Regions from separate parts of the Homo sapiens genome. Here regions 1 and 3 are each linked to region 2. A link is a loop called in an ENCODE intact Hi-C map of the cell type or tissue named here. Cell type or tissue: gastrocnemius medialis. All regions are shown on one strand.

Region 1 (8,000 bases), 650 kb after region 2:
CATTCTGTTGTCCCTGTATAATTTTCTCCTTTGTGGGTGACTTTGAGGCTAGTGGCCTGAGCTCAGACAGACCCACATCTGAGGTTGGTCAGCCTCAAGTCCTGACCCAGCACCATCTTTTACTTTCATTTTAGCCATTGCAGATAACAATAACCAATGAATTAAATATCTTAACTCCACTTGTAACTTTTACCTTTAGTAACTGATCTCAACACAGCTGTGGCTTCATACCGTGGGTGACCACGTGGCCACCCAGAAATCAAAGATTTCTCATCCCCACCCTTTTATTGTTTCTCTTCCCAAACCACATGTTTCCATGAGTCAGAGCCATTCCAGCAAATCCTGCTTCACTGACATCAGTTGTGTAGGGAAAACTCTAACTGTGTTTTTCCTCTACTCTCACACCACAACAATCATCAACACAAAAGGAGACTTCTGTGACCATATGTATGGGTTTATTTTCCCCTGGACACCAAGCAGTGGACACCATCTGGGTGTCTTCTAATTCAGTTCCAACACTGTCTACCGGAATAGTGTCAGATCCCACAGGTTGAGACCAAGACTGGCCCCCCACCCACCCACACACACCAGTCTCACGTCCAGGCCTCCAGAACTTCTAACCAACTGGCTTCAAGTTGGGGTTCCTATGTCCCCCTCTTTGAGTTTGATTAATTCGCTGGAGTGGCTCACAGAACTCAGGGAAACACTTACTTGTGTTTACCGGTTTATTATAAAGCATATTGCAAAGGATACAGATGAAGAAACACGTAGGGCAAAGTATGGGTGAAGGGTGTGGAGTTTCCATGCCCTCCCTGGGTGCGCCACCCTCCAGGAACCTCTGTGTGTTCAGCTGTCTGGAATCTCTGTATCATCAATTTCTGCCTCCATTTTCACATGGTCTTCTCCACTTTTGTCTGTGTTTGTCCTCTGAGTGTCTCTTATAAGGACACTTGTCATTGGATTTAGGACCCACTTGGATAACCCAGAATGAGCTAATTTGAAGATTTTTTTTAAATTTATTATTATCATTGAGACAGAGCCTCCCTCTATTACCCAGACTAGAGTGCAGTGGCGTGACCTTGGCACACTGCAACCTCTGCCTCCTGGGCTTAAGCCATCCTCCTACCTCAGGCTCCTGAGTGGCCAAGACTACAAGCACACACCACCATGCCCAGCTAATTCTTGTATTTTTTGTAGAAACTAGGGTTTCACTATATTGCCCAGGCATGTCTCGAACTCCTGACCTCATGATCCACCTGCCTCAGCCTCCCAAAGTGCTGGGATTACAGGCATGAGCCACCACTTAGGCTGGGTGAGGTGGTTCATGCCTGTAATCCCAACACTTTGGGAGGCCAAGGTAGGAGGATCACTTGAGCCCAGGAGTTTGAGACCAGCCTGGGCAACATAGAGAGGCTCCATCTCTACCAAAAACAAAAAAATTTTAAAAATTAGGCCAGGTGTGGTGGTGCATACCTATAGTCCTAGCTACTCAGGAAGCTGAGGCAGGAAGATCACCTGAGCCCAGGAGCTGATCCTATGCACTATAGAATGTGCAGCTATGCACTATATATATGCAGCTATATATATGCAGCTATGCACTATAGCCTGGTGATAGGGTAAGACCTTGGAGGGGAGGGGAGGGGAGGGGAGAAGGAGAGGGAGGGGAGAAGGAGAGGGAGGGGAGAAGGAGAGGGAGGGGAGAAGGAGAGGGAGGGGGAGGAAGAGAGAGAAAAAGAGAAAGAGAGAAATAGAAAAAAGGAAGGAAGGAGAATAATAAAAATTTGCTGATTCCTTCAATTTTTTTTTCCAGTAAGAAAACTGAGGTCCAACAATATGAATAAAGTAACCCAAGGTCAACAGCTAGCAATGACAAAGCCCAGGCCCTCCATCTTAAAAAAAACTCATGCCTTTCCCCTGCCTTTAGTGATCATAACAATCACCCTGCATGTATGGATTTTACTTTCTAAACCACTATCATAATCATTATCTCATTTCATCTTCATACCAACTCCATGAAGCAGGTGTTATACTCATTTACACAGGAGGAAAGTGAGGCTCAGAGGCCAGGAATTTGAGGCCAGCCTGGCCAACATGGTGAAACACCGTCTCTACTAAAAATACAAAAATTCAGCATCACTTGCTGAAGGTCACATAACCCGTAAGCAGCTAAACTAGGACCACACCCAAGAATCCAGCTTCTGAAGCCTAAATTCTTTCTTATATGCCACATGGCACTATAGCAAAGTACAATGAATCAAGTGAACTTTGTTAAATCATTTTTCTGCCAATAGAAGTCTGTGCTAAAAGGACACCAATCAGTTGCTTACGGTAAACTTGGAAAACCTAACCAGCGGTTGGGCATGGTGGCTTATGCCTGTAATCCTAGCACTTTTGGAGGCTGAGGAGGGTAGATTGCTTGAGATCAGGAGTTCAAGACCAGCCTAGGCAACATGGCAAAACACTACCTCTACAAAAATTATAAAAATTAGCCGGGTGTGGTGGCGCACACCTGTGACCCCAGCTACTGGGGAGGCTAAGATAGGAGGATTGCTGGAGCCCAGGAGGTCAAGGCTACAGTGAGTGTGATTGCACCACAGCACTCCAGCCTGGGCGACAGAGCCAGACCCTGTCTCAACAAAAGAAAGAAAAAGAAAACTTAACAGCAATATTTAATGAATTTAAGTGCTAGTTTTTACATGTAGGTAATTTTTCTGCTATTTCACTTCAGTATTCCAGATCCATCCAGGGCTCAGTGCACGCACAATTCTCATTAATGCTCATGTGAATTGCATACACCAGCTCTCCACAGAAAATACACTCAAAAGCACTCATCATTTAAGAGGCAGAAACTTCCAGGTACATGCTGTCACATGATCAGGAGCCCTGACTGTCTTCCCTACTTCACAGGGGCATCATAAAATATTGTTTGTGGGCCAGGCACGGTGGCTCACGCCTGTAACCCCAGCACTTTGGGAGGCCGAGGCAGGTGGATCACGAGGTCAGGAGATCGAGACCATCTTGGCTAACATGGTGAAACCCCGTCTCTACTAAAAACACAAAAAATTAGCCGGGTGTGGTGGCGGGCGCCTATAGTCCCAGCTACTCGGGAGGCTGAGGCAGGAGAACGGCATGAACCCGGGAGGCAGAGCTTGCAGTGAGCCAAGATTGCACCACTGCACTCCAGCCTGGGCGACAGAGCGAGACTCCGTCACACACACACACACACACACACACACACACACACACATATGTGTGTGTGTGTATACACACATACGTATGTGTGTATATATACACAGTTTGTGAAAGTATTTTGTCTGCTATAATGTACTCTTCAAATATAAAGCAGTAGTATTACTGCTTCCAAAAGGTGATACAGAATAACGCTGCCATTGACAAAGTATGTGTGCATATTCTGCCACCTCGTGGCTAAAAGAAGAAATCATTTTTAATATTTATGCTTCTGGTATTAAGGTAAAATAAGTGAAAGGAACCTTGTTCATATTTTTGGAAACGTCGAACCAAGGCAGAATCTCATTCTGTTGCCCAGGTTGGAGTGCAGTGGTATGATCATAGCTTATTGAAGCCTCAATCTCCTGGGCTCAAGCGGTCCTCCCACCTCAGCCTCCCAGGTAACTGGGACCACAGGTGCCATGCCACCACGCTTGGCTAATTAAAAAATTTTTTTTGTAGAGACAGGGTCTTGCTATGTTAGTCAGGCTGGTCTCAAGTTCCTGGCCTCAAGCAATCCTCCCGCCACGGCCTCTCAAAATGCTGAGATTACAGGCATGAGCCACCACATCTGGCACCCAATTTATCCAATTAATTTCAATATTTACTGAATCTATTAACTTTATATCTTTAATGCAGTAGGAAAACACAGCACCGGAAACATAATTAGATAATTTAAATTTACTTGAACTAAAATTTATGACCTGCCTAACACCACATTTTTTCAAGTCAGGTCTGGTTTTTTTCAAGCATATATTCATTGCACATGAGAGTAGTTATTGGGAGCTACTCTGCTGGGGATACAGCAGAGAAGCCAGCACAAGTTCCTGCTTTCAATGGAGCTTACATTATAGTGGGGAAGATAAACAATAAACAGATAAATACAAAATATGTTAGTTGATGATGAATTTAATGAAGAGAAATGGAGTTGAGCAGGGGGAATCGAGTGTGACTGGCAAGGCCATGTGTGCTCCACTTCAGACAGGGCTGTCAGGGAAGGCCTGGGTGCAGGGAGAGTATTTCAGGCTGGGGAAACAGAAGGGGCAAATTCCTGATGCTGGGAAATATTTGATGTGATTGAAAAACAGCAAGGAAGCAGCAAGGAAGCCAGTGGAGCAGAGTGAGTAGGCGGGTTTTAGGGGACGAGGTCAGAGAGGTGGTGGGGATGCCAGCTTGGTGTAGCCATGGTTAGGACTTCAGACTTGGCATTGGGATTTCTAGGTGAGATGGGAGTCACAGTGTGATTTTAAGTAGTGGAGTGACCTATAATCCTGGGTAACTCTCTCACAAACAAAAGATAATACCAAATAACCTGAGAGACAAGTTTAATAGAATGCCTGGTGAGAAATGGTTACCATAAGAATATAAAATTGTTCAAAATATTTATAAAAACAGCTCTTTTAAGAGAACTCAGGGTTATAGAGAAAGAATGCATGGCATCTTTACACTGAAACAAGTTACATCAGGCTGGACATGGTGGCTCACGCCTATAATCCCAACACTTTGGGAGGCCACGGCGGGAGGTTTGCTTAAGCCCAGGAGTATGAGACCAGCCTGTGCAACATAGTAAGGACTCATCTCTATTAAAAATAAAAAAAATTAGCCGAGTGTGGTGGTACACACCTGTAGTCCCAGCTACTCGAGAGGCTGAGGCAGAAGGATCGCTTGAGCCCAGGAGATGGAGGCAGCAGTGAGCTGTGATCACGCCACTGCACTCCAGCTTGGGCAACACTGTCTCAAAAACAAAACAAACAACCAAGAAAAGAAATGAAAAAAAAAAGAGAGAGAGAGAGAGAGAGAAACAAGTTATATCAGGCAAACCAAAGCTATTTTTACTTAGGATTGTCTCTGAAAAAAAGAAAGCTTTCACAATAGTACATAAATTCTCAAGACACTCTTCAATGAAGAAATAAATACTTCCTGAATGTCCACTATATGCAGGTAACCTGAAAAGGCAGGTTACAAGACAGGGCTCCTGCTTTAAAGTCACCTATAATTCAACTGAGGAGATAAAACATATGCATATAAAATAATATCATAAGGAAACGTACAAATTCTGAAGGAGAGCTGGAGACAAGGCAGTGGCATTTGGCAGGAGGAGCTATGCTAATGCCGGGCTGCAGAAGAATGCAGGGTCAGGCAGGAATGGAGGCAGGGAAAACAGGGCAGGGCTGGGGTCCAGGAACAGTGATCTTGGTCTGGGCCAAAAGCCAAGAAAGACCAGGAGTCAAGAGGCCATACTTGGGATTAGAGACTCAGAGAATTTTAAAGGGGAAGAAAAATTGGAGATGATTGAATCCAGGTTTCCTGTTTCACAAAAGAGGAAAATCAGATCAATCAAGATTTCACTGGTTAGTGACAGAGCTGGTCCTAGAACAAAGACCGCTGAGTTTTTGTTTTGTTTTGTTTTGTTTTGTGTTTTCTGAGATGGAGTTTCCCTCTTGTTTCCCAGGCTGGAGTGCAACGGCGTGGTCTCGGCTCACTGCAACCTCTGTCTCCCAGTTCAAGCAATTCTCTGGTCTCAGCCTCCCGAGTAGCTGGAATTACAGGTGCCTGCCACCACGCCCAGATACTTTTTTGTATTTTTAGTAGAGACTGGGTTTCACCATGTTGGCCAGGCTGGTCTCCAACTCCTGACCTCAGGTGATCCACCCACCTCAGCCTCCCAAAGTGTTGGGATTGCAGGCGTGAGCCACTGCACCTGGCTGATCCTTGGGTTTTTAGTCCATTGCTTTTGCACATCACCACCAGGAAAATGACAGTGGACCTATGGAATTCTCAAAATTGCAAAGCAGGGTTGGAAGTGAGCCTCATGGGACCATGAAGAGAACACAGATCATCATGATGGGCTAGAAGCAGGATGCAGATCTAGGAATTAGGTGGTCAGCAAGATGGAAAGAAGTAGCTAGGCCACAGGAGAGTAACTGACCAGTATCTTGAGGACAAATTAAGTGGGCCCAATGCTTGGCAAGGGTAAGAAATCCTGACCCTGTAAACCTGAGCAAGAGGCACGTAGAGAGCAGACAGAATTCAGACTATTCTGAGATGGGGAGGGGCACAGGAAGAGTCATCCAGTGAGAAATCATGCACAGGGGAGTGGGGTGATGGAAAGGTATCATTCCATCTTTCCTAATAATGATGGTACAATCATTTGTCTTTTATTTGGTGGTGGTGGGGGAGGAGCGTGTAAACTGATATGCTTTGGACTTGGTTTTTAGTCTTTAAAAGTTATACTTTTTTGTCAGATATGACTCCTACATGGATAGTACTGGCTAATAAAAGATGCAACTATTTGGGGATATGAAGATGTGTCACCTTTTTTATGTCAGATAATTGAGGTTTTCTATCACTTTTGTTCTACAAAGAAATTGTTAATGTATGTTTCCCGTCAATCTTCAAGTATTACTAAAATTACTAGATCTTTTCTGAAAGATTTTATGGAAAAAAAAAGATTACTACAGAGAACAGACAGAGAAAGGAATACCCCCTTTTCCTATGGACCAAGAGAGAAGTTGGCCTACCCTGTTATTATCACTGAGGCAGGGGGAAAACATGGTCTTTTTTCTGTTCCAGGATCCAACACAGGATGATAATACATTGCATTTAGAAAGATGTCTATTGACAAACAGAAATTCTTAATTTTGTTTTGTTATTTTGTTTTGTTTTATTTGTTTGTTTGTTTTTTGAGACGGAGTTTCACTCTTGTTGCCCAGGCTGGAGTGCAGTGGCACAATCTTAGCTCACTGCAACCTCCGCCTCCCAGGTTCAAGCGATTCTCCTGCCTCAGCCTCCCAAGTAGCTGAGATTACAGGCATGCGCCACCACGCCCAGCTAATTTTTTTGTATTATTAGTAGAGACAGGGGTTTCACCATGTTGGCCAGGCCAGTCTCGAACTCCTGACCTCAGGTGATCCACCTGCCTCAGCCTATAGGTGTGAGCCACGGTGCCAGGCCTTGTTTTGTTTTTTGAAACAGATTCTCATTCTGTCTGTCACCCAGGCTGGCTCAGTAACAGCTCACTACAACCTTGAACTCCAGGGTTCAAGCAGTCCTCATGCCTCAGCCTCCCAAGTAGCTGGGACTACAGGCGTGTGCCACTACATCCAGGTTTTAAAAAAAAAATGTTTTAGCTGGGCACTCATGTCTGTAATCCCAGCACTTTGGGAGGCCGAGGTGGGTGGGATCATCTGAGGTCAGGAGCTCAAGACCAGCCTAGCCAACATGGTGAAACACCATCTTTACTAAAAATACTAAAAATACAAAAATACAAAAATACAAAAAAAAGTACTAAAAATACAAAAAAAATTAGCTGGGTGTGGTGGTGGGTGGCTGTAATTTCAGCTACTCAGGAGGCTGAGGCAGGAGAATCACTTGAACCCAGGAGGTGGAGGTTACAGTGAGCCAAGATTTTGCCATTGTACTCCAGCCTGGGCAATGAGAGCAAAACTCCATCTCAAAAAAAAAATTTTTTTTGGAGAGATGGGGGTTCTCACTATGTTGCCCAGGCTAGCCTTGAATTCTTGGCCTCAAGCAATCCTCCCACCTCAGCCTCCCAAACTACTAGGATTACAGGTGGGAGCCAACATGCCCGGCCTTGATTTTAGCAGTCAAATTTATCTACATCTTCTTTTTATACATAACATTTTTACTGTCTTAAGACACTTTTTCCCAACCAAGTCACCTATGTTTTCTATTAAAAGTTTTCTTAAATTATTGTTTTTGACATTTAAGTTTTTAATCCATCTGGAGTTGATTTTTTTTTTAATTTTATG
Region 2 (8,000 bases):
GGCTGCTCAACATATGAGGCAACGGCTGGTCCTTAGAGCTGAACAGATCAATGTATTGGGTACTGATAAGGTAAAAAGAAAACACCTGGGCGGCTGGAAGCTGACAGCTAACCACAGTATTCCCAATTGAGCAAACAATTTTGAGAATATAAATACCCAGATAAGGCCACTCTGTGACCATAGTAGAAGAAGACAGAGATAAGACTACCATGTAAATGTTTCTGAAACTAGAGAAAAGAACTCTCAAGAAACATAAAAAATAATGAAACATCCCCCTCTTCTGGCTAACACAGATGACTACTATTTTTTAAATCCTCTCACTTCCAAAAAAAAAATGTACCAAAATATCCAACATCTTACTTCCTGAGAGCATCCAATCTAGAACTGATCTCTGCTTTCCCTAAACCTTCCTAAGAGTCACCCAGCACAAGCTGAAATCCTATAATAAGATTCTGAAATCCTATAATAAGATTCTGAAATCCTATAAGAAAATCCTCCTGGCTCCTTGAGATGACCCACAGTTCTGTGGCTATGGTGCTCTCCTTTGCTGCAGTATGTTAAATAAACCTAACGTTCCTCAGACCCAAGTGTGTTCCTATTAGGCACTGACTGAAAGGCTTTGACTTTAAACTTTGTAAAGTGTGTCACGACTTATTGTTTCAGGTGTTTTGTCCCAAGTCATGGTCCTGTTACCTCTCACTTAGATCAGAACTGGTTTCTTTGAATCCAGTCCTCCATGATACAATTTATTCTACACATTGTTGCTTATTTAATACTTTTAAAGTCCAATGCTGATCAGACCAATTTGCCCACTTAGAAACATGAGTTACTTCCTACTGCCAGCAAAATCAATTCCATCTTCAAGGTCCTGCATGATCCAATTCCAGCTTCCCTTCCTGGGACCCATATTAGCCCTACATCCATCAAAACACATTCAATTGCCATTCTTCAAATAGTTCCATGCCTTTTTATAACTGTAGCTTTGATACTATCTCTTGTCTTAGAAGACCCTCATTTCCTTGCCCAACAGATGCCTACCAACCTTCAAGTCTGACTCAAATGGCACCTCTGGGTTGGAGGTCTATGGTGATCACCTGATCTGATTTCCCTCTCCTTTGGGCCCCTGTGGCATTTTCTCTGTGCCTCTTGCTTACTGTATGCTGCCTTATATTGAATGTATTTACAGAAAAAACATAGTGGTGAAGTACAGGGAACACTAAAATAGAAAAAAAATGAGCTCTAATATAGGCTCTTATTTGGGAAAAAAGATTTAATATCTGTTCTGTTTACCTCACAGAGACGTAAAAATAAAATGTAATTTAAGTATGTAAAAACAATTGACAATTAAGTGATAAACAAATATATTAATGTATATATTATATCCGCTATCTCTACTATTACATCAATCCAAGATTAAACAAATAAATTTTAAACTAAAATTGTTCTGAATGCTGTGAAGGAGTGGTACATCATGCTATGTGGTAACAGGTGAAGCTGTTCTGGTCAGGAACGTTGGGCTGAGCACTGAAGAAAGAAGGGAAGTTAAGAAGGCAAAGAAGGAGGAGAAATTAGAGTTCAGGCAGAGGGGATAGCATATGCTAAAGCTCTATGACAAGGAAAAGCATGGCACATTGGGGAAACTGAAAGGTCAATATGACTGATGCTAGCAAATATGAGAAAGTATGTAAGATGAGACTATAGTGGTAGTAAAGGCAGCCTATGTTTGTAGGGGAACAGTTCCACCATGGCACCATGGCAATTGCATATCTCCATATAGGCCATGTAGGTAAGACTCAACTGTTGGCAGAATGCCCCATGATCATCCTTAAAAATGGCAAGATAGGTAGTCTTGTGAGGAGCTATCAAAGGCCATTTCACATTTGCTCCATACCTTGCAGAAGACCCTCGATCTTGCAGAAGACTTGCCATGCGGCAGTTTCTCATCTGCCTCCCTGATTCCACTAAGGTATGGAACTTTCCATTTTGCCCCTTTCAGATAAAACTGCTTAGCTGAAGCCTAGAGTTCACTTCTCAAAAACAAAGCAACCCACCACTCATGTTGTCTGTCATCTGACCCCCCTAGTTTGGTATCATCCTGTGGAATTGGGGATGTAAGCAGCTAATACCATGCTGATCTTGCTTTGCCATCTGTGTAAGTAATAAACTGTTTAAATCCATTAGGGTGTCCTTACCAGCCAAATCTACAGAAGTGAGGCAAGACCACATAGCAGCTACCACTACATTGCTGCTTAGGGACTGGTTGACCATGTGACCATATAGAACCTTCTAGGGGATGCTAATGATTTAGATTCTAAGAGCTATGGGAAGCCACTGAAATGTTTTAACCGAAGAGGGGGCACAATCAGATCTGCATTGTGAAAAACGTCACCATATAGAGTGTAATATGGAGAACAGATTTGAGATAAGACAGAAAGGATGCAAGAAAACCAGTACAAGTCTAAGCAGAAATCATGGTAACTCCAGAGTGGTGGTGGTAGTAGAGTTACAGAGAATAGACTGATTTGAGAGATATACAGAAGGTAAAAATATTTTTAATGCAGAATCAAGTGGAGTGGTTTTCTTTCTTGAGCAGCATATTGCTTCCCCTGAAGTTTTGCAGCCTTCCTTTTTGTCTAGCAATATCCATCTTGTTTCTTTAAGTTCACTCAATAGTTGAAGGGTAAAAGCAAATACATGGGAATACCTCACCCATTTATTCCCCCCTCATCAATGCCTCCTTCCTTGAACCCTCTATCTGCCTCCTAATGCAATCTAGACCTGTCCTGTAACTGTCACCTTTGAACTTCCTTTCATTAAGTTCCTGGGCTGAATCTACTACAAATGGATTCTTGGGCTTTTTCTTTCTTGTTTTACTGGTGCTCAATTTTGAGCAACTGCCTAAGAAAGGATGTATAAGAATAAAATTTTCTGAATCTTTGAATGTATTAAGGCATCTTTATATTACTTTCATACTTAGTAGTTTGGCTGGGCATAGAACATAAGGTTGAAAATCATTTTTCCCTTGGAATTTTATTTTTTATTATTACAGTTTTGGAGACAGGGTCTCGCTCTGTCACCCAGGCTGGAGTGCAGGTGTGAGACCACAGCTCACCGCAGCCTCGAACTCTTGGGCGCACGCACTCCTGCCTTCTCATTCTTCCAAGTAGCTGAGATTACAGGCACAAACCACTGTGCCTGGCTTCCCCCTGGAATTTTAAATCAATTGACTTTTAGCATCCAACATTGCTCACTAAAAGACTATTACATTTTTAAATTTTTGTGCCTCGTAAGCATTTACAATTTTGTCTTTATCCACAATGTTCTGAAATATTGCAATTAGCTTTATTTGTAGACCTTTCATTCATCCTAACTAGCATTAAGTAAGACTTTTTAATGTGAAGATTTCTGTCTCACTTCAGTTCTGAAAACGTTTCTCAAATTATTTCTTCTGATTTGTTTGTTCTTTCTTGAACACTTATAAGTTAGATACTGGGTTCTTAAATTGCCCCCCTTTTCTCTTATATTTTCTGTCTCCTTGACTTTTTGCTTTCATTGAGAAGGTATTGACTTTATGTTCGAGACCTCCGGTTTTCCTTCCAAACATAATTTTTGCTTCTCTGTGCTTGCTCTGGTTCTTTTTATTTTAAAATGGCATCCTATTCAGTTTTGTGGTTGCAATTTAATCTTTAATTTCTCGGACGTTACTAAAGTTTTATATTAGGTTTTATTACATTCCTGAATTATCCTGTTGCTCTTTCATCCATTTTCTATTTCCTTATTTTGGACTTTCACACATTCTACATTTTCCTAAAATGTCTCATCACCCTTGGTTGTCTGCCTATAAGGTTCCTATTATATCTCCATTTCACCTATGAGAAAATTAATTCTTACAGAGGTTAAGTAAGATGCTCAAGACTATGCTGTTAGTAAGTAGCAAATTTGAGATTCTAATTCAAGGTAGTCTAATTCCAGAGACTGATCTATCAACAATTCTCTCTCTAGTTGTACCAGTTGCTTTAGCTCTCCCAGAGGATTCATTTAAGTTATTTAGAGAAGGAACCTTTGTTTTGAGGTGGGAAGACTTGGAAGAAAAGCTTTGCAAGTTGCTGTTTTAAAATGAAGAATAAAGAGTTGCCTTTGGGTCTTAAATACTAAAGAACTTCTAAAAAAGATGCATGTCTAAACGCTGCCACAAGGTGGTGCACAATGACTAAGCACATTTGCTCCCAGTGGCAGCAACTAGGATCTGGGACTCTAATTAGAGAGATTCCGAGGGCTCCCAAAAATTTCAAGGCAAAGTTGGCAAGTCTTGTCAGGAATGAGGACTGTATGCAAGTTTTGTTTGTTTGTTTATAGAACACTAGCACATGGATACTACCTGACGAAATCTTTTTGCTGTATTTTTGTTACGAATGGTACTTTGAAAATAAAAGTGCTCCCTTTACCCTGCCGCCCTCCCTACCTCCTGAGAATTGTCTGAATTTATCTTATTAGCAAATATAAGCTTACAGATATTGGTAATTAGAAAGATAAGGTTCTCAGAAAAAAAATAATCTAAGCTGTACTCTTCTGAGAAAAAGTCTGGCTCTATCACCTAGGCAGGAGTGCAGTGGCACCATCACGGCTCACTGAAACTTCAGCCTCCCAGGCTCAAGTGATCCTCCCAACTCAGCCCCCTCAGTAGCTGGGACTACAGGCATGCACCACCACACCCAGCTAATTTTTGTATTTTTTGTAGAGACAGGGTTTGTAAAGACCAGCCATGTTGCCCAGGCTGGTCTCGAACCTGTAAGTTCAAGCAATCCACCCACTTCGGCCTCCCAAAGTGCTGAGACTACAGGTGTGAGTCACTGTGCCCAGCCTAAGCTGCACTCTTAAGTATACTCTAAAGATAGCAGATTCCATATTCCATCACTGTCATAATCTGAGGTGCAAATATTTTCATAGTTTTGCCACATATTGTATTAATTTACATGTTATAAAGTCTCTAGTTCCAAGCATTTAAAGTAAATTTATTAATAATATCAAATAGAAATGTATTGAAAGAAAATACTTAAAATTACTTTAACAGAGTCATTAACAGGTGGCGGGGCAAGGGTCACTTCTTTAAAAAAAGAAGTCCAGACAATAAATAAAAAATAGCAAGAATCTCTGTCACACTTAGCATAACTTTCTAATTATAAATTCAAATAATTTGGTCTGTGCAGAAGCTACTGGAGTATTTTTTTAGTATTACTTTCACTTTTGCAGTTCTCCATTTATGCTAATCATAGATTTATGCAATTCATGGTTTTACTTTTTTTAATGATGAGAGAGTCTCCTTTTCATTTTTCTGTCAAATATTTTACTATCATTTTGTTATTTATTTATGCAGAAAAGGAATACACTGAACTGGAGTCCTTGATTTTGCAACTTAATGCACATACACACCAAAGAATATAAAGAAAAGTAGACTGCCTTTTAACTAGTATTTAAATGTACACACAATGTGCCTGAGGACTGGCTTTATCCTTGTATTCATTCAACTACATTAATTATTATTATTATTATATTATTATTATTTTTTTTTTGAGATAGAGTTTTGCCTTTGTTGCCCAGGCTGGAGTGCAGTGGTGCAATCTCAACTCACTGCAACCTCCGCCCAAGGCTCAAGTGATTCACCTGCCTCAGCCTCCCGAGTAGCTCGTATTACATGGGATTACAGGTGCCTGCCACCATGCCCAGCTAATTTTTGTATTTTTAGTAGAGATGGGGTTTCACCACATTGGCCAGGCTAGTCTGGAATTCCTGACCTCAGGTGATCTGCCTGCCTTCGGCCTCCCAAATTGTTGAGATTACAGGTGTGAGCCACTGTACCTAGCTCCAAGACATTCATATTCAGAATAATACTGCAAATGAAGATAAATGTATTAATGTCAAATAGATTTTCTTCAAATTAAGCAAAGCCTGTAATTCTTATTTAGAATGCATTTAAAGGATAAGAAGTTTAAATGCCTAATCTTCATATACTGAGAGCAGGCCTGAAAATTTTTTAATTTTTGTTTTTACAACTTAAAAATATGTCTCACATTGCCATATATTAAAAATAACAAAAATGTTCTTCCTCAAATTATACAAGAATTTTATCTCTTGGAACTATAACCATATGTGAGAAACTGCAGCTAAAAGAATGTTTTCAAAAAGTTTGATATGGTTTGGCTGTGTCCTCACCCAAATCTCATCTTGATTTGCAGCTCCCATAATTTCCACATGTTGTGGGAGAGACCTGGGGGAGATAATTGAATCATGGGGGCAGTTTCCCCCATACTGTTCTTGTGGTAGTGAATAAGTCTCACAAGATTTGATGATTTTATAAGGGGTCTCTCCTTTCGGCTGGCTCTCATTCTCTCTTGTCTGCCACCATGTAAGACGTGCCTTTCACTTTCTGCCATGATTGTGAGGCCTCCCCAGCCACGTGGAACTGTGAGCCCATCGAACCTCATTTTCTTTATAAATTACCCAGTCTCAGTTATGTCTTTATCAGCAGCATGAAAACGGACTAATATAAGTTGTAGAAAGCATGAAAAGAATTTTTCATTATTTTATATTCCCTAAGGTGCATGTTTTTGTTTTTATATATAGTCCTATAATTTGATGATATACAAAATTGAAACATTTGTTCAACTTGAAAGCATATTTGGAAATAGCCATTTAGCAATTATATTCTCTGAACTAAATATCAGTTTGTATCATTTAATAACACCATTTGACAAGGGATTAGAACAACTGAAATTTGGATTGTTTTGAAAAGGCCCAAATTTGGTGTCACAGCCTTAGTAGGGTAATCTATTGCCCCTTAATTGTGTCAGTTACTAAGAAAGAGTGTATGTATGTTAGGTTTAGAGGTATAATTGTGTATCTTTATCCAGGGATATATAAATTTGCATATAAAAATTGAATTGTACAATACGGATGTGCATAAGTTCCTAAGATTTGGATGATTACATACAGTAGCCCCCTTCATCCATGATTTTGCTTTCCACAGTTTCAGTTACCCAAGGTCAACTCTGGTCCGAAAATATTACATGAAAATTTTCAGAAATAAATATTTCATAAGTTTTAAATTGTACATCATTCTGAGTAGCATGATAGAATCTCAGGCTGTCCCACTTCACTCTGTCCTGGATGTGAATCATTCCTTTGCCCAGCATATCCAGGCTGTATATGCTACCCACCCCTTAGTCACTTGGTAGGTGTCTCAATGATCAAATCGACGGTCATGGTATCACAGTACTTGTGTTCAAGTAACCCTTGTTTTACTTAGTAATGGCCCCAAAGCACAAGAGTAGCAATGCTGGCAATTTGGATGTGCCAAAGAGAAGCTGTAGTTTCCTTTAAGTGAAAAGGTGAAAGTTCTTGACTTAATAAGGAAATTATATATATAGAGTTCAGTACTACCCACAACAGAGAAATATCAGCACCCCTAGAAACTATCTTTCTGTCCTATTCTAGTCAACTTTGTCAAGAGTAATCTTTATCTTGACTTTTAACAGCACAGATTAGTATATTAGTTTTCTAGGGTGGCTATAACAAAGTACCACACACTGGATGGCTTAAAACAACAGAAATTTATTCTTTCACAGTTCTGAAGATTAAAAGTCTGAAATAAGTTGCTGGCAGAGCCATACTCCCTCTGAATTCTCTAGGAGAGGATCCTTCCTCAACTCTTCCAGTTTCTGATAGCTCTAGACATTTCTTGGCTTGTGGGAGCATAACTATAATCTCTGCCTCTGTCTTTGCATGGCTGTCTTTCCTCTGTATTGGTATTCTTATGGAGTTTTCTTGGTGTCTGTGTCTTTTTGCCTTTTCATATAAGGACACCAGTCATATTGGATTAGGATGCAGTCATATTGGATTAGGGTCCACCTTAACTTGATTATATCTGTAAACTCTATTCCAGATAAGATCACATTCACGACCGAGGAGCCAAGATGGCCGAATAGGAACATCTCCAGTCTACA
Region 3 (8,000 bases), 1.0 Mb after region 2:
TTTACCTTCAGCCACATTATGACACAGCTAGAAGGCCCTTGCCAGATGCCAGCGCCTTAATTGCAGACTTCCCAGCCTCCAGAACTGTGAACCAATGAATTTCTGTTCATTATAAATCACCCAGTCTTAGGTATTCTGTTATATCAGCACAAATGGATTAAGACAAGCATCAATAACTCAATGGTCTATAAAACTGGTGATGTAACGTCGTTCGTACTAGTAATGGGGAGAACATGAGAACACCTTGCTAGACTCAACATGCTAAGACTGACTTCTACATCTGAACTATTCCATTGAATTCTGAATGTTTGAGGGCTGGTGCTAGTCTATGATGTTGTTTTCATTAGTTCAAAGAAAAAATCAAGAAATACAGTCATTTTTTCACACAGCTCTATTTGTTTTATTTAGAAAACCAAACTTTATTCTGTGATTAAGCCTTTCCTATTTCTTTAGTTAAAATACCTTTTCTTTTATGAAATAATGGGTTTTATAAATGGTAAAAAACTTTTTTTTTGAGACAGGGTGTCTGTCACCCAGGCTGGAGTACAGTGGCACAATAATAGTGCACTGTAACCTCAAACTCCTGGGCTCAAAGGATCCTCCTGCCACAGCCTCCCAAGTAGCTGGGACTACAGGCACACACCACTGTGCCCAGCTAACTTTTTTATTTTTTGTAGAGACAGGGTCTCACTATGTTGCCTAGGCTGGTCTCAAACTCCTGAGCTCAAGCAATCTCCCAGCTTGACCTCCCAAAGTGTTAGGATTACAGGTGCGAGCCACCACGTCTGGCTGTAAATTTTTTTTTAAATGTCCTAACCTGACAAGTAGGAAGCTAAAAATAGTATTAGTCTCCAAAATTAAAATATTATTTTATATTCTATTTTTTAGAGACGAGGTCTTGCTATGTTGCCCAGGCTGGTCTTGTACTCCTGGCCTCAAGTGATCCTCCTGCCTCAGCCTCCCAAGTAGCCAAAATTTAAAAATTACTGGTCCATGTAATTAATCTAGTCTATCACTGTCCAATAGAAATATAACACAGCCCCATATATAATTTAAGATCTTTTAGTAGACACATGAAAAAAGTAGTAAGAATGGGAGAGATGATTTTAATAATTTATCTTAACCCAGTATATCTGAAATATTGTCATTTCAACATGTTATCAATATAAAAATTGAGGTATTTTACTGTTTTTTTTTTTTAAATAACAAGTCTTCAAAATCCAGGGGATATTTTATAATTAAAGTATATCTGAATTTGGACCAGCCATATGTCAAGTGCTACAGCCATATTGAACAGTAGATGTTTAGTCTATAGTACCCATGGAGGGAATGCTATTGGGTGGATACTCTACCACTATTTTTGTGGTCCAGTTGGATGTTCTGTCTGGTGGTCTTTCTGCTGCTTCCTTTGAAAGAGTAAAACACAATTTCTCCACAGAGCTACCTATATCTATTTCCCACACTCACCCTGAGCTACATGTATCTATTTCCCCCACTTTCATTATTCACCTACTATGATGAATAAGGCAATACAAAGAAGAATATAAAGTAAATGAATGGATTTTGGTTTTATAATTATTTTATTAATTAATTTCTTAAAGACAGGGTCTTGCTCTGTTGCCCAGACTGGAGTACAGTGGCCAATCATCATTCACTGCAGCCTCACACTCCTGGATTCAACCCATCCTCTAGCCTCAGCTTCCCAAGCAGTAGCACTACAGGTATATGCCACTACATCTAGCTAATTTTTAAATTTTTTTATAGAGATGGGGGTCTCACTATGTTGCCAAGGCTCGTCTCAAACTCCTGGCCCCAAGCAATCCTCTCACTTCAGTCTCCCAAAGTGATGGGATTACATGTGTGAGCCACTACACCCGGCCTATAATTTTTTAAAATATAAATGTCTCAAGTTCCCATGCTGTATCAACTGAACCCCACATTCTTCTAAAATTCAAAATCTGAAACTAGATTTCTATTTACATGTCAAACAAAGTGAAGAAACATAAAATAACTGAACTATCAATTACTTAAGTCCACTGTGAGATGTTCTTAAAATTATACTTACAATTTCAGTAATTCATCCTTTAACTTTTCATTTTCCAGTGAGTTTTCTTTGTTATCAATGACTTCTTCCACAAAAGGCTTAGTGAACTCTATTAAGGCCTTGCAACACTGACAAAGGCCATAGTCATCCATTTGTATTTGTTCTTTTGAGTATGGAACAGGAAGAAGAGATAGCTGATTCCAAAGGGTAGACAATGCTAATCCAATTGAATATGCCTTGTTATGAAGTTTCTGAATCACTAAAACAGAGATCAAGTTGTCGCTCATCAAGTATGCTAAACATGGGACAAGAAATTCGGCAAATGTGGAATTATAAGACACTTCCTCCTCCCACATTTTAACAACTCTTGAATCAAGATGACACATCACAGTCTAATTGGCAGTGTTTTTTTCTTCTTAGTTGTGCATAAAATAATACAGCATCTTGCCATGAAATGCTGTTTAGGTTATGTTTATAACAGACTATGTGTAACAGGCTATGTACTTAAGACAGAAACATGTTCTTTCCATGTTTTTGGGTTGTTATAAGCACAAAATATAAGTGTATTGTAAACTATAAAGCACTACACAAATAGGAGGTGGTATTATTAGATTTTTTTTCCCTAGAAGACTGAATATTACAGGTAGTATGAAGCTGGCAGGCATTCATATTTAAAACAAATTTAATTTCTGATTCTAGGTCCCTCTATCAGATTGTGAGATAAACGAATTTCCTAAAATGAAAAATAACCTCTTCCTATGGATACTGTCTGCCTTGGTTGCTAAGACCCATTACCTACCAATACTGTTACTGCACTCAGCCATGGAGCCTTATCATCCCATATCTCCTCGTTTCATTCTTCAGTAGTAGCTTTGCTATGCCCAATCCAACCTCCCAAAGCAGAGGCTGAGCAATGCCTTGCCTGATACTCTTCCAGACTACCATAATGCTATCAGATTTAGTACTGCAGACACCACAGAGGTAACCCTTGAAACATGTTTAGAGAGAAAATTCTAGATTTAAGCAGCAGATAGGAAGGTTAGGCAAAAAGGTATAGTTTTCAATATAGCACATGAAAAATAGTATGACATTCAACAGAATATTTACTGGGTACCCACTCTGGCCAGATACTATAATCTTTCTATGAGCAGCAGTATTCACATTGGCATTGCTATTATTGGTTTAAGCAGAGTACTCACTAATTAGCTGTAAACTTTACTTTGGTGTAGTATTGACATTTTGAGGTAACCATCAAGGCATTTAGAGATACAACAAGAAGTACTCTGATATCAAAATTCTCATTACCTGTTTGTAATGGCTGAAGCAAAAGAAGAATACTTTGGGATATCTGTTTTCCAGAGGGCTCTTCAATCAGTTCAAGCAAACCCAACAATAATTCCTTTGGATTGCATAACTATAAAAATATTCACAATTGAACCTGTTTAATACAAGTTGTATTTAAAGCCACATTATTACTATTTTTAAGAAGGCATGTATCGACAAAATATTATACAATTATGTTTTTGCTTAACATTAAAATTATTTATACAATTGTTGAAAAAATATGCATGAGCAAAACACAGAATCTGTGATGGTCAAGTAACTATAAAACTAAAAAGCAAGAAGTCAATGGATCTTTAGGCTCAGGTTTCCTTTGAGCTTCACCTGTCCACTCTGAAATTGCCTTAACAGATTCTCAGGGGCTCCAGCAGGTGGGACCTTTCAATCCCATGCTGCAAGCCTATTTAGACTAGTCTGGAATCTCTTTTGTATTTTTTGAACAGGTAAAACTTTGCATTGCTTTCTGACTGGCCATATCTTATCATCTCACTTGACTGGTTTTTTAAAAGCTCCCAGCTCCCATAGTCAATAACTCATACAGATGGAGCTCTCCTTCCAATATATATTTGGGTATATTTGCACTGATCACTAAACAGTTTCTTATAATATACTTTTTCTCAGAATTTATCTTTCTTGGCCATCAAATATTGACTGTAAACTCTACTAGCCTTTTACCCAGGGTCGCTTTCTAAGGTTGTTAGTCACAACTGATCTGTATTCTACCCTATTCCTACTTCAATTTTAATCACTTGTATTCTAGGCCTTCCATTTTCTTTTAGGGAACATACCACAAAGGAAAGAGGACTGAGATTTTAATCTAGTTCCAATGTTGCCAAAAGATAAATGTGACCTTGAACTACCTCTCTAAAGCTTGTATTCCACATCTATACGATAAGGCTACTTGTTAAGATATAGCTTCCCAGGTCTCTCCCTGGAGATGCTGAATCAATGGGTCCGATATGAGGTTAATATGAGGTTAGACAATTCTTTTATCCAGAAAATTTGGGAAATCCTGAAATGGAATTGCCTATCCAATCAATAAGACTGGGTCTTTTCTCCAACGAGTTCCTTTCTGCATGTACTTTCATGAACCAAAAGCTTTCTTACCAAACAATAAACATTAAAGGGAATTATAAAATACTGCTGTGTGTTATGATAAAGAGAACCTTGTTTTGTTAACTTACCTTTACCAATAAATCAAAGATCAAAAAATAAACTTTTCTTTTACTATCCTCTTTATCTTTACACAAAAGGCATCGAACAACAGGACCAACGAGATTCCAGCCCATATTCTTGATGATGACCTGTAAAAACATTTTCAGAGTAAAGCAAACACTGCCATCTATAGGACTCTCGCAGTGTGCTTTCCTATCTTGGAAGAGCTCAGAATTGTTTCTGAAATAGGAAGATGAGACAAGTGAAGCCTATGACATTTCACCAGAGACTTTCCAGGGTTGGCTACTAACAGACATCAACATTTTTAAATAGTTTTTAATATGTTCCCTGAGGAAAGGCAAAAGGGTCTTTACTTTTTATCAGGCAAGTTGGTGTTTCCCAAGATTTAAATAGTGCCTCTATTTCCAACAAAAGAGTTAATTTGCTTAATACAGGTACTTAACTTCCACAGACAATTTTGCTCCCCTTATTCATAAAGAAATCCAGCCAATGCTCATGTACCTTTTAAAGTTCTTGGAGTCTCTAAATATAATCCTTGTAATTTATAAAAAAAAGAAGGGATACAACTTCATTAATTTTCTCTCCTACATACAAGTGGCTTCTATGTTCAAAGATATTTCAGAATGCTTACCATACAAGTAAAAGTTTATCTTTATAATGACTAATTCACATTCATTATCAAAACCACTAATTCTCAAAGGATCAACAATGTATTCCACTTCTCTGGCCTGCTTTGTATTTTAACTCATCAGTATTTACCAAGCCTACACTATAATATTCTAGAGGTTAGAAATAAAGTGAGGAACACACTGGATAAGATCACTACCCTCCTAGAGTCCTTCTTTAAAAGCACGGTGGTTGGCTGGGTGCAGTGGCTCATGTCTCTAATCCCAGCACCTTAGGAGGCTGAGGCAGGAGGATCACTTGAGCCCAGGAGTTTGAGACCAGCCTGGGCAACCTAGTGAGACCCTGTCTCTGTTTTTTAAAGTTAAATACATTCTTATTTATTTATTTATTTTGAAACTGAGTCTCGCTCTGTCGCCCAGGCTGGAGTGCAGTGGCGCTGTCCCAGCTCACTGCAAGCTCTGCTTCCTGGGTTCATGTCATTCTCCTGTCTCAGCCCCCCAAGTAGCTGGGGCTACAGGCACCCGCCACCATGCCTGGCTAATTTTTTGCCTTTTTTTTTTTTTTTTTTAGTAGAGATGGGGTTTCACCATGTTAGCCAGGATGGTCTCGATCTCCTGACCTCGTGATCCGCCCACCTCAGCCTCCCAAAGTGCTGGGATTACAGGCGTGAGCCACCGCACCCCGTCTTTTCTTTTCTTTTTTTTTTTTTTTTTAAGCATGGTGGCTCATGCCTGTAATCCCAACACTTTGGGAGGCTGAGGTGGGTGGATCACTTGAGCTCAGGAGTTCAAGACCAGCCTGGGCAACACGGCCAAACCCTGTGTATAAAATACAAAAATTAGCTGGGTCTGGTGGCACACGCTTGTAGCCCCAGCTACTTGGGAGGATGAGTGGGAGGATGGCTTGAGCCTGGGAGGCGAGGTAGCAGTGAGTTGTGATCACACCACTGCAAACCAGCCTGGGTGACAGAGACAGACCCTATCTCAAAAAAATATATAAATAATGAAAAAGCAGATCTAACCCATCTGACAAGAGATTAATAACCAGAATAGAAAAGAAGCTCAAACAACACTAAAGGAAAAAATCTAATAATCCGATTAAAAAATTGGCAAAAGATTTGAATAGACATTTCCCAAAAGGCATACAAATGGCAAACAAGCATATGAAAAGGTACGCATCATTATCATCAGAGAAATGCAAATCAAAACTACAATGGGATATCATCTCACCCCAGTTAAAATGGCTTATATACAAAAGACAGTCAATAACAAATGCTGGCAAGGATGTGGAGAAAAGGAAACCCTCATATATTGTCGCGACATGTATTGTCGCGATCTCAGCTCACTGCAAGCTCCACCTCCTGGGTTCACGTCATTCTCCTGTCTCAGCCTCCCAAGTAGCTGGGGCTACAGGTGCCCGCCACCACTCCCGGCTAATTTTTTGTATTTTTTTTTTTAGATATTGTTGGTAGGAATGTAAATTACTACAACCATTAATGAGAACAGTTTGGCAGTTCCTCAAAAAATACAAAAATAGAGCTACCATATGATCCAGCAATCCCACTGCTGGGTATATACCCAAAAGAAAGGATATCACTATATTGAAGAGATATTTGCACTCCCATGTTCATTGCAGCACTATTTACAATATCTCAGATATGGAAGCAACCTAAGTGTCCATCAACAGATGAATGGATAAAGAAAATGTGGTACACATACACAATGGAGTACTATTTGGCCACAAAAATGAATGACATCCTGTCATTTGCAATAACATGGATGGGACTGTAGACCATTATGTTAAGTGAAAGAAGTCAGGCACAGAAAAACATTGAACGTTCTCACTTTTTTGTGGGATCTGAAAACCAAAACAACTGAACTCACGGACGTAGAGAGTAGGAGGATGGTTACCAGAGGCTGAAAATGGTAGTGGGAGGCAGGGAAGATGGCTAATGGGTACCAAAAAAAAAAAAAAAAGTTATAAGTAATGAATAAGACCTACTATTTGATAGCACAACAGGGTGACTATAGTCAATAACTAATTGTACATTTTAAAGTAAATGAGTATAATTGGTTTGTTTGTAACACAGAGGATAAATGCTTGAGGGGATGGATACCCCATTCTCTATGATATTCTTATTACACATTGCATGTCTATATCAAAACATCTCATGTACCCATCAATATATATGCCTTCTATGTACCCACAAAAATTAGAATTTTTTTAAAAAAAATCTGATCTAGGAAGAAGACAAAATGACACCTATAATACCTCATCTTGACCCCAGTCTTGTAAGATAATAAAAATAGAGTATACGATACAGTAGTCTCCCCACTTATCTGCAGGGGGTACATTCCAGGACCCCCAGTGGATGCCTGAAACCATGAATAGTACCAAACACTATATATAAATACTATACATGCATATCTGTGACAAAGTTTAATTTATGAGATTAACAATAACTACAACAATTATAATATACTGTAATAAATAGTATGTGAATGGTCTCTCACAAAGCAGTAAATAGTAAATCTTTTTATTTTTATTTTTTTTCTTTAATTCAGTCTTATAGGTGAAGATAATAGTAAATCTTGGTCAATTTTGATAGTGTCACCTGGCAAGAAAATTAAATTGTAGTCAGTTTTTTGTTGTTGTTGTTGTTGAGATGGGGTCTCACTGTTTCCCAGGCTGGAGTGCAGTGGTACGATCTTGGCTCACTGCAGCCTCCACCTCCTGGGTTCAAGCAATCCCCCCATCTCAGTCTCCCGAGTAGCTGGGATTACAGGGGCGCACCATCACGCCCAGCTAATTT

The links. A loop is a pair of places that touch in the nucleus more often than their neighbours do. Peaks named below come from ENCODE experiments on the same cell type or tissue, not always from the same donor. Only the 100,000 strongest peaks of a DNase experiment are listed, where the experiment ranks them.
Region 1: it touches region 2 in a loop (5-fold over the local background); 66 of 110 quality-filtered maps call a loop at or near these places.
Region 3: it touches region 2 in a loop (22-fold over the local background); 21 of 110 quality-filtered maps call a loop at or near these places.

Annotation. Positions count from the first base shown.
Region 1 is chr1:91,924,057-91,932,056 of GRCh38, forward strand. No RefSeq gene overlaps it. Among named protein-coding and RNA genes, the nearest start is that of BRDT, 21 kb to the right of the region's middle. In gastrocnemius medialis, CTCF peaks have their summits at 3,433 (motif pointing left) and 3,633; no DNase peak of the experiment used is centred here.
Region 2 is chr1:91,278,691-91,286,690 of GRCh38, forward strand. The region is part of intron 30 of HFM1 (helicase for meiosis 1); the gene reads right to left. Among named protein-coding and RNA genes, the nearest start is that of HFM1, 120 kb to the right of the region's middle. In gastrocnemius medialis, a CTCF peak has its summit at 4,195 (motif pointing right); a DNase peak (open chromatin) is centred at 4,211; H3K4me3 peaks cover 485 bases; H3K27ac peaks cover 1,145 bases.
Region 3 is chr1:92,286,849-92,294,848 of GRCh38, forward strand. It overlaps GLMN (glomulin, FKBP associated protein), which reads right to left. Exons shown (of 19, transcript NM_053274.3): 4 at 4,570-4,689; 5 at 3,350-3,458; 6 at 2,066-2,303. Among named protein-coding and RNA genes, the nearest start is that of GLMN, 8.1 kb to the right of the region's middle. In gastrocnemius medialis, a CTCF peak has its summit at 4,719 (motif pointing left); no DNase peak of the experiment used is centred here.